2 separate regions of the Homo sapiens genome follow, and region 2 is linked to region 1. A link is a loop called in an ENCODE intact Hi-C map of the cell type or tissue named here. Cell type or tissue: ascending aorta. All regions are shown on one strand.

Region 1 (5,000 bases):
TGATACTGATCCTTTGTCTTGTATAAGACAGCTAATATCTTCTAATTTGTAATTCCTCTCTTCTCCCACTTTCTTCTGTCATCTAATGAACAAGAATACTTGATTTTAATATTGTCAGATTTATCTTTTATAGTTAATATTTGCTGTTTTATCTAAGAAACTCTTTTTTGTCCAGATGAGAAGAATGTTCCCTTTGATTTTTTACTAAAAGATGTAAGGTTTGGGACATTTAAGTCCTTGAGTTGTTTTTTTTAATATGAGGTAGGGACCTGATTTTATCTTGTGCCATATAGAAAATCTTTTTTATCTTGTTCCATTTGTTGAATAATCTCTCCTTTCCTCTAGTAATGTGACATGTCACCTCTCATGTACCAGAGTTTCAGAACTGTGGGTTTGTTGCTTGGCTCTGTGTTTTACTGGTCAGTTCGTCTGCCTATCCCTAGACCAGTACCACACTTCAGAAAACTGGATGAAGAACATTAACGACCACCACATCTAGCCCACCTGTAGGCCAGCTTGTATGGGGGTTCTGTGAAGAAAATGAACTAAAATGCAAACCAAAAGCAACAATTGAAAGGACTGTAGTATGTGGTATCCTTGGTGGAGAGCCAGGTTTCAGTTAGAACAAGATAAAGAAAATGCTCAGAGATATAATGAGATTCTGCTGATGATGTACTGTGAGTTCCACAGAATTTAGTGATAGAGAGTTGGCAGGGAATGGGGCAGAAGAATTGATGTATTGTTACCTTCTGGGGATGAGAACATGGGATATTAGGGGGACAAGATGATTAGGGGCTTTTTGCAGTGACCAAAATGAATAGGGAGAAAAGGCATAAATAGATTATTCCTGGTGGGATGATTCCTGGGGGCAGATTGTGATAGTGAGGCTGTGAATATTGAGGATTAGGGAGGGAAGGGTATTGGCTATTATCTTGGATGCACCAAGCCAGTCCCCGTCTTAGCCTCTTTCTGGGAAGGGGCAATTTTACTGTGAGCTCACAAGACTTCCTCTTGACTCCTGTGCAAGTCAGGAAGCCAGTGTGACTAAAGAACAAGTATTTTAATACCTCAGGGCCCACTTTTGAATCCTGTCAGGAGAGATGTGGTCTTGCTCTACAGTGTTGTCTTGGGTACCTGGCTTTTAACATATTTTAGGTGTTCTAGAGTTGCACTCTGATGTAGGTCATTTTTTGCTTGTTAGCTTTAATCTTGCTTGGAATTAAATACCCAAAATACTGAAGATTATCATCTTTTGTTAGTTCTGAAAACTTTTCCACCATTTTCTCTTAGAATATTACATTTTCCCAATCTTCTCTGTTTTCTCCTTCTGGAAATCCTGTTTAATATGTGTAGTACATTCTAACTCTGAATCTGATAACTCATATTTTCCATCCCTTTGAATCTCTACAACGTGCTGGGTAATTTCTTCACTTTTGTTTTTCAGTTCATTAATTCTTTCTTTACCTCTGTCTAGTGTGCTGTTTATTTTTTTTCTAGTCTTATCCTTTTGTTAGTCTGATCTTTTAATTTCTTCTTTTGTTTTTTAAAAGTGCTGATATATATTTTGTATCTGATAATTCCAATATTCATAGTCTTTATGGTTCTTATAGTTTGTTTCTGTGAAGTTTGATTGTGATCTCATTGTTCTTGAATCTTTCTTTACCTAAGGGAATTGCAGAAGCCTGTGTCAAAAGTACTTCTTTTAAAAAATATTTGCCAGATGCCTGAGGGCACTTCCAATCCAACACCAATTGAAGCTGAGTTTTTGGATTGGATTATTTTGGGCCACACAAGTAGTGTGAATTCCAGCCACAAACCCAGGGGTTTGTGGTTATAAATCTATGGGGGAAAAATGTATTTTTACTTCCCTCTTTCTGCCCATAACCAAAGCCCAAACAGGCATGTGTTCTCTCTGATTTGTGGGGGAAGGGACATCACCCACTGAGAGCACCCTTAAGCATCTTGGCTTAATGTAGTGGTCTCTGCTGGGACCTCCCACCGTGATCAGGCTTCAAACTCTGTGTGCTGGCTTCTTGGCCAGCAACCCATTACAACCAAAGATCCATATAAGACCATAGCAGATCAGTGTTTGTCCCCAAGGAAAACTCCTTGCTTCTAATCTAGTTTGATATTTCCGTTTGAGCTTTCTTTTTTTTTTTTTTTTGAACTTTCTTACTGTGACTGGATTCCAAGAAATTCCTTTTGTTTTCTTACATCTAAAAGTTTTCATTTATTTTTGACCTTGTCCATAAACATGTATAAAAATAACAATAGAACAAGTAGTTCTTCAGTCTTCTTTGCCGTAAACTAATTAGCAGAATGACTTCACCAGACTTGGCCAGAATTTTAGTTTATCAGTACTAGGATAGCTTGATATTGTGTACATTGTGATTACAAACTACTTGAAAGACAAAGAAAACATACAAATAAAGTACAGGCAAATACAGGAAACAATAGCTCCCTAATGAGGCCCAAATGTTGTTTTGTATTTGAAGTTAGCTTTTAAGAATATTTGATTCTAAGAAGCAGGGGCAGCTTGATTTACAGTAAACTAAATATGATTGTAAGTGGAAGACATCATTTCAAGGGAGAGTAAAAGGCGATTTGGAAGAAGAGTATGATAAGCTCAAATTCAAGACAAATGTAAAGCAATTTCTACCCAGTTAAATAGCTTTTAGACAATCAGCAACAAAAAAAAACGTGTTCATTGATCACATACTTTGGGCATATTTTCTATGGATGCTTCACTGAATGTTTTGGAAGATATAGAATTGAGGGTTATATAAGAAGCAATTGCCTATCTAAGCAGCTTCCTGTACCCTCATCCTTATTATCCTTATGACTGTGTTTCTGTATAACACTATTCTCATAGTGTTAAGTGCACCCAAAGAGTATTTGTTGGCTCTGCCTGATTGGTCATTTTTGCTATTTACTATTGTTCACAAGGCTAGTTATTTTACTTTTTAATTTTAAGCATTGTTGTTCCTAGTCTGTAAGGTTGGGAACAAATTTGACTCATTTTTTTCTTTTATTTGCTTCTTTATTCAGCAGACATTTATAAGGTGCGTGCTGTATGTCACACCTTTCACTGGCCGCTAGAGTTACCAGCAAGAGAAAAACAGGCTATGACCTTTGCCCTCATGGAGCTTGCAACCTGTTAAGAGAGATACCCATTAATAATAATTTTTACAATTCCACAAATGAATATATAATTCCAACTGTGACAAATGCTAGAGAATAAAAGACCATAGTACTGTAAGAGTTTAGGAGAGGCTGGGCACGGTGGCTCATGACCGTAATCCCAGCACTTTGGGAGGCTGAAGCAGGAGGATCATTTGAGCCCAGGAGTTCAAGACTAGCCTGGGCAACATAGTGAGACTTACGTCTCTATAAAAAGTAAAATAAATTAGCTGGGTATGGTGATGCACACCTGTGGTCCCACTACTCAGGAGGCTGAGGTGGGAAGATTGCTTGAGCCTGGGACATCTAGGCTGCAGTGAGCTGTGATTGCACTACTGCACTCCAGCCTGGGCAACACAGCAAGACCCTGTCTCAAAAAAAAAAAAAAGTTTAGGAGAGAGGGATTTACAGAAGTTCATACAAGAAATTGTAAGATCCTGAACCAAGTTCAAAACCCTTCAGATCTTCATATGTTTTATTTGAAAGATTGATCACTTGGCTTATCCAATATGCTTTAAGGATATCCTATGCACATAGTCACCCTACTTTACCAAGGAGGAAAAAATGGCCCTGGCAAAGATCCCGTTTACTTATCTGGACCAAATATCCTGTGACCCCTGTTATGTGAGTGAATGTGTCCTTCCTTCTCCCTACACCATTGGGGTGGAGAGTTTGAAGGAGTGTCTTTGATGACACTGTTCCTCAGGGCATGGCCAGTGGTTTTCCTCTAAAAATCCTTATACTCTGTTCGGCCAAGTGTGGTGGCTCATGCCTGTAATCCTAGCACTTTGGGAAGCCGAGGTGGGCGGATCACCTGAGGTCAGGAGTTCAAGACCAGCCTGGCCAACATGGCGAACCCTGTCTCTACTAAAAATACAGAAAAAATTAGTCTGGCATGGTGGCGTGCGCCTGTAATCCTAGCTACTAGGGAGGCTGAGGCAGGAAAATCGCTTGCATCTGGGAGGCGGAGGTTGCAGTGAGCAGAGATTGCACCATTGCACTCCAGCCTGGGTGACAGAGCAAGACTCTGTCTCAAAAAAAAAGCCTTATACTCAGAGTGGATTCCAAATTTGAAGTTTTGGTGGCAGTGGTGGTGGCTGGTTAGATTTTAAAAGCTACTTTTGGAATTGAGTGTTACAGAGTCAGGTTTAAATAAAGAGTGCTGGTTTCAGCCTATATCAGAAATGTTTAAATATACATTTTGTTTTTATAACCAAAGCCGATTATAGTACCTAGTGGAGTTATTTTAAGTTGTTCATCTCCTGCCCTTTGAAGACTTTTCAGATATTTCAAATGAATAAGGTAGGCAGAATGTATACTCTTATTTTTGTGTGTTTTGCAAGGATATTTAAAAATATTTTTATATGTATGCAAACTGCCAGAATAATTCTGAATGGATTGTGCTTAAATTATTATTGTCATAATTGAGTCATCTATGTTTGTGGTTGGCTGTGAAAGATGTTTTTGCCCCTTATTTGTAGGATTATTGATGTTATTTTTAACTAATTCAGAAGTCCTTGGATATGCACTTAAAATTTTTTAAACAAATTTGTGCAAAACTAAAAGCAGTTACAATGAAGTTGTTTTTCAGTCACATAGTGGCTGCTCTCAGAGGCTAAAACTGTCTCTGAAGAATGTTCTCGTACTTATGCCAAGAGGCTTCTGGGATGGGCATATTTTTAAGAACTTAGAACATAAACAGCTGTGATCTGTGGCAAGAGATTTAAATGACCTCATGATGACAACAAGAACAAAGCATTTTTTAAGTTATCATGGTGGTGTGTGAATTCATTGCAATGTGTTTCTTATGCTGCTATTTG
Region 2 (5,000 bases), 130 kb after region 1:
ATCTTGAAGTCGTTAATGTTCATAGTGGGAATGGAAGAGTCAACTTTTCCCTATGTGGGGGCTGGTTATCTGATTTATAGATAGATTCTCATTATCCTATAATTATTTTACCTGATTATATCTTTGCCATTTTTGCATGTTACCTGAACATTATAGCCCCACCTCCCATGCGCTTCTGTGTATGGGGAATGTGTGTGTGTGTGTGTGTGTGTGTGTGTGTGTGTGTTTGCTACAAATTACTAGTTCTAAAAAGGTTATCATGTTTTGTCTTGATAGGCAGTTTACCACTGGGTAAAGTTGTAGATGAAGTTGTCTATACTAATGATATTTGAGAAAAATACCATGATATTTTATTAGTTTTCTGGTATTTGAGAAAAATACCATGACTTCCTGTGGACTCTGAGTAGAAAGCTCATCTGACTCGTTTTGGAGAAGGAAAAAGGTATTACAAATTTTATTTGTTATAATCAGAAGATATGCAGCATTTCTGACCACTAATCTGGCTCTTTTTAGTAAAGGTGAGTTGACACTTGGTAGACTGCAGTACAGGTTACTTCTGTATTGTTTCTTTAAGTAGCAAGAGGTAATTCAATATTTTAAATATTTAAGCATGATAATAAAATTTGTTGTTAGGACTGTCATTTGTGTCAAAGAGCTATTTTGCCTGAAACCTGTATTGTATGGAAAACTGAAGATTTACGCAAGCTTAGATTTTGCATCTGAAGAAGCTTGAGACCTTCTTAATCTTACAAAGTGATGTAGGCCAGAGATTGCAAAAGAGACATTTCACAGATGCGTGTTGATTGGCCCATAGACTAGCTTTTAAAAACTGGAATTTGTTGTCAACATGTAAAAATGAGGAGACTAATATAAGCATCTGGACTTCTAAATTATCTTGGCAAAAATGAGATCTGGCCACATGGAGCATGCATTCTCCCAGGGCTACAATCTCCCAGAGCTAAGTGACAGCTGGTTCTTTTGAGTGTAGGAGCTTTTGTAGCACTGTATATCATTTTAAGGTATAGCTGGAAATAAGTCTTGGACAGAGATTATTAGCTTTTGTCTTGTTGCAAGGGCCAGGGAAATGAATGTATGGTTTAATGGTCATTAATTTAATGGTCTAGAGGCTGCGAATTGTTGTAATAGGGATTTCTACCAAACTAATAGTAAAGCCGGAATGAGCTTTGATTTAATTTTTCAGAATAGGAATTGGACTTAAATATTAACTTTTATTTTGAAAATGAGCTTCAAATCAAACTAGACTTTTCAAAAAAATTCCTCATTGAAACAATTTGAACTAATACCAAAGTATATCACTCTAAAATTTTTGACCTGAAGCTAAAGCAGATCAAAAACCTCGGTGACCCAAATAAGGTTGAACCAAATTGTTTATTTACTTTTAGTCCCAGGAGTGAAATATTGTTTTTACTGTTTGTGATGAAGGAACGTACTGAAAGTCCAAGCATACTGCACTGATTTTCACACTTTGTCCTGATAACTTCCTAAAGGATATTTAGCTTCCAACATCATTTATCTTGATTGCATTACATCTTAATGGAAAACATAAGAAAAATTGCTGTTTTGTGGATAATATTTATGGCTGTCTTTGTGATGATTGCCCAGAAAGGTTTCTATGTCTATTTACCATTGACTGTCTCCCATTTTATTAACTTTTCTCCAGTCCATCTAATTTTTTTTCCAGGGTTGAATCCTAGCCCCAGAGTGGTTAGCTTTTGTAGCCTCTCATGGATCATTTGTAGCTTTTTTACTCCCAATATCCTCTGTGCTGTTGCAATAGATGCCTTTACAAGCCCCCTCCAGATGTGGTTCATGGAGAATATGAAGTTAAGCAGCTGACGGAGTTCATTTACACTGGAGTTTCTCAAGGTGAGGGCTGGATTAGAATTGTTGGAGGTAGCTTATTTTAAAAAATGATGATTCCCTAGCTTTCAACTCATGACCTGGACCAGAATCTTTGGGGATGAGAGTCTGGAATTTTAATTCTTTGACTCTTTAAAAAAAAAACTTTGTAAGTTAATTGTGGATACATGCAGGCATAAGAAATAATACTGAGAGATCCTTTGGACCCTTTAATTCACAATGGTAACAGTTTTTAAAAAATTTGCAATCTTATTTTGAAAATTTTATAGTTTCAAAGCTTTCTTGTGTGTATAGTATACATATGGAAAACTATACACATTTATTTTAAGGGGACAGCTTCATGAATTTTTTTCAGAGTGAACATGGCCGGCCTTGTGTCACTAGCACCCAGATCAGCAAACGGAACATTTCTGCCCTCCAGAAGGCCCCTTGTGCCCCCTTCAGTCACCTCAGGGTAACACTGGTCCTGACCTCTATTGCCATATATTAGTCTTGCCTGTTCTAGAACTTCATGTAAATGGAATCATATATTATGTATTCTTTTGTGTCTGCCTTTTTAAATTGAAGTGAAATTCTTAGAATACAAAATGAAGCATTTTAAAATGCATAATCCCATGGCATTAAAATGCTCACAGTGTTGTGCAACTACCACTTTCAGTTCCAAACATTTTTATCTCCCCAAAGGAAACCTCATACTCATCAAGCAGTTGCTCTTCATTCTTTTATCCTTTCCCCCTTGTGGACCACCCATCTGCTTTCTGTCCATGGATTTACCTCTTCTGGATATTTTATATTGATAGAATCATGCCATTTATGTGGCCTTTGCTGTCTGGCTTTTTTCGCTTAGAATAATGTTTTTAAAGTTTGTTCACAGTGTAGCATGTATCAGTACTTCATTTTTTGGAGGAGCAGTATTCAACATTATTCATGTATCTATCACAGTTTGTTTCATTCCAAATCCATTCATTCATTGATGGACATATGGGTTGTTTCTACCTTTTGGCTATTGTGCATAGTGTTGCTATGAATACTCTTGTATAGGTATTTGAGTAACTTTTTTCAGTTCTTTTGGGTATATACCTAGAAGTGAAATTGCTGGGTCATATGGTAATTAATTCTATGTTTAACTTTTTTTTTTTTTTTTTTTTTTGAGACAGAGTTTTGCGCTTGTTGCCCAGGCTGGAGCAATGGCGCCGTCTCAGCTCACTGCAACCTCCGCCTCCCAGGTTCAAGCTATTCTCCTGCCTCAGCCTCCCCAGTAGCTGGGATTATAGGCGCCCACCGCCATGCCCGACTAATTTTTAAAAATATTTTTAGTAGAGATGGGGTTTCACCATGTTGGCCAGGCTGATTTTGAACTCCTGACCTCGAGTGATCTGCCCTCCTTGGCCTCCCAAAGTGCTGGGATTACAGGTGTGAGCCACCGCGCTTGGCCTGTGTTTAACTTTTTGTTGAACCTTTTTCCATGGTAACTGAATGAACCCTTTTTGCATTTCCAGCAGCAATATGCAAGGTTATAATTTTTTCTACATCTTTGTTAGCACTTACTATTTTCTGTTTTTGTCGTCATAACTGTCCTTGTGGATGTGAAGTAAAATCTTTGTAGTTTTGGTTTTCATTTCGCTGATGATCATGATATTGGATATATTAATGTTCCTGTAGCCATTTGTGTATCTTTTTGGTAGAAATGTTTATTTGAGTCTGTTCAAGTTTTTTGCCCATTTTCAAATTGATTTTTTGGGTTGTTATTGAAATTTGGAGCTCTTTATATAGTCTAGATACTAGACTATCGTACTTTTCTATAAGTCTGAAATTATGTCCAAAAAAATGATAAATAAATTGTAACTACTGCTATAGTTTTCTTTTTAATAAAAGCCCTCTGACCATCCCCAGTACTCCTATTGCTTACCTGTTTTATTTTTTCACTCTCGTGTTTACTGCTATCTGACATGTTATCTAATGTATTTAATTTCTTATTGTTTGTCTCCCTTAGCTAGAATTGAGGCTCCATGTAGGTAAGAATGTTTTTCTGTTTCGTTCACTGCTATATCCCCGTGGTTTAGATCAAGGATTGGCCAACTATGGCCAGAAAGCCAAATCTGGCCAGATGCCTGGTTTTGAATGGCCTGCAAACTAAGAATGATTTTCACTTTTTTAAATGGTTGAAACAAAATCAAAAGAAGAATAATATTTCATGACACCAGAGAAGTATATGAAATTCATATCTCAGTATCCATAAATGAAGTTTTATTGGAACACAGCCATGCTTATTCATTTGTGTATTTTCTATTGCTGCTTTTGTGCTACAGTGGCAGAGCTCAGTAGTTGTAGCATTGTCTATGTGGCCCACGAGGCCTGAACTAGTTAATATATCTTGCCCTTTACAGAAAAGATTTGCCTGGTACAATGGTGTCCAATAAATATTTGTTGAATTAATGACTCTTAACCTGTGCTACCACAGAGGAATCTAAATTGGAAATCTTTTAACCATCCAATTCTTGAAAATTTGAGCTTAATTGGCAACTAAACAAAAAAAAATTCCCCAAATGATTTTTTCAGTCAGTAATACAGTTTCATTGGCTTCCATTCATCCTGTAAATGAAAACTGATGTTGGGATACCAGAAAATTAGTAATTCTTAGAATAGTGCTAGCTAAGATAGGCATATTGTACAAGTTTTACTAGTGTTAGTTTGAAAAAGAGTATAATGACATGGAGTACATATCCTGTTTTTGTAACTCTTTTAAAAAGATGCAAGAAAGTTCATTTCGAAAGCTTTTTCCCCACCTTTCTCAGCTTTAGAAGGTTAAAGGTATCTGCTTATCAATGAAGTTAGTAATTAAAATGATTTTTCTTTTTTTTTGAGACAGAGTCTTGCTCTGTCGCCCAGCTGGAGTACGCAGTGGTACAGTCTTGGCTCACTAAAGCCTTTGCCTCCCAGGTTCAAGGTTCAAGTGATTCTCCTGCTTCAGCCTTCTGAGTAGCTGAGATTACAGGCACCTGCCATCACGCCTGGCTAATTTTTGTATTTTTAGTGGAAATGGCATTTCATCATGTTGGCCGGGCTGGTCACAAACTCAATTAAAATGATTTTGATAGGACATTCAATTTTCAACAAGA

Evidence for each region. Peaks named below come from ENCODE experiments on the same cell type or tissue, not always from the same donor. Only the 100,000 strongest peaks of a DNase experiment are listed, where the experiment ranks them.
Region 2: a loop joins it to region 1, with 2.5 times the contacts of the local background. A loop is called at or near these places in 1 of 110 quality-filtered maps.

Annotation. Positions count from the first base shown.
Region 1 is chr20:13,736,886-13,741,885 of GRCh38, reverse strand. All of the region lies in intron 9 of ESF1 (ESF1 nucleolar pre-rRNA processing protein), which reads left to right. Among named protein-coding and RNA genes, the nearest start is that of ESF1, 46 kb to the left of the region's middle. In ascending aorta, no CTCF peak of the experiment used is centred here; a DNase peak (open chromatin) is centred at 1,945; H3K27ac peaks cover 4,841 bases.
Region 2 is chr20:13,607,718-13,612,717 of GRCh38, reverse strand. The region is part of intron 4 of TASP1 (taspase 1); the gene reads left to right. Among named protein-coding and RNA genes, the nearest start is that of TASP1, 29 kb to the left of the region's middle. In ascending aorta, a CTCF peak has its summit at 2,318 (motif pointing left); no DNase peak of the experiment used is centred here.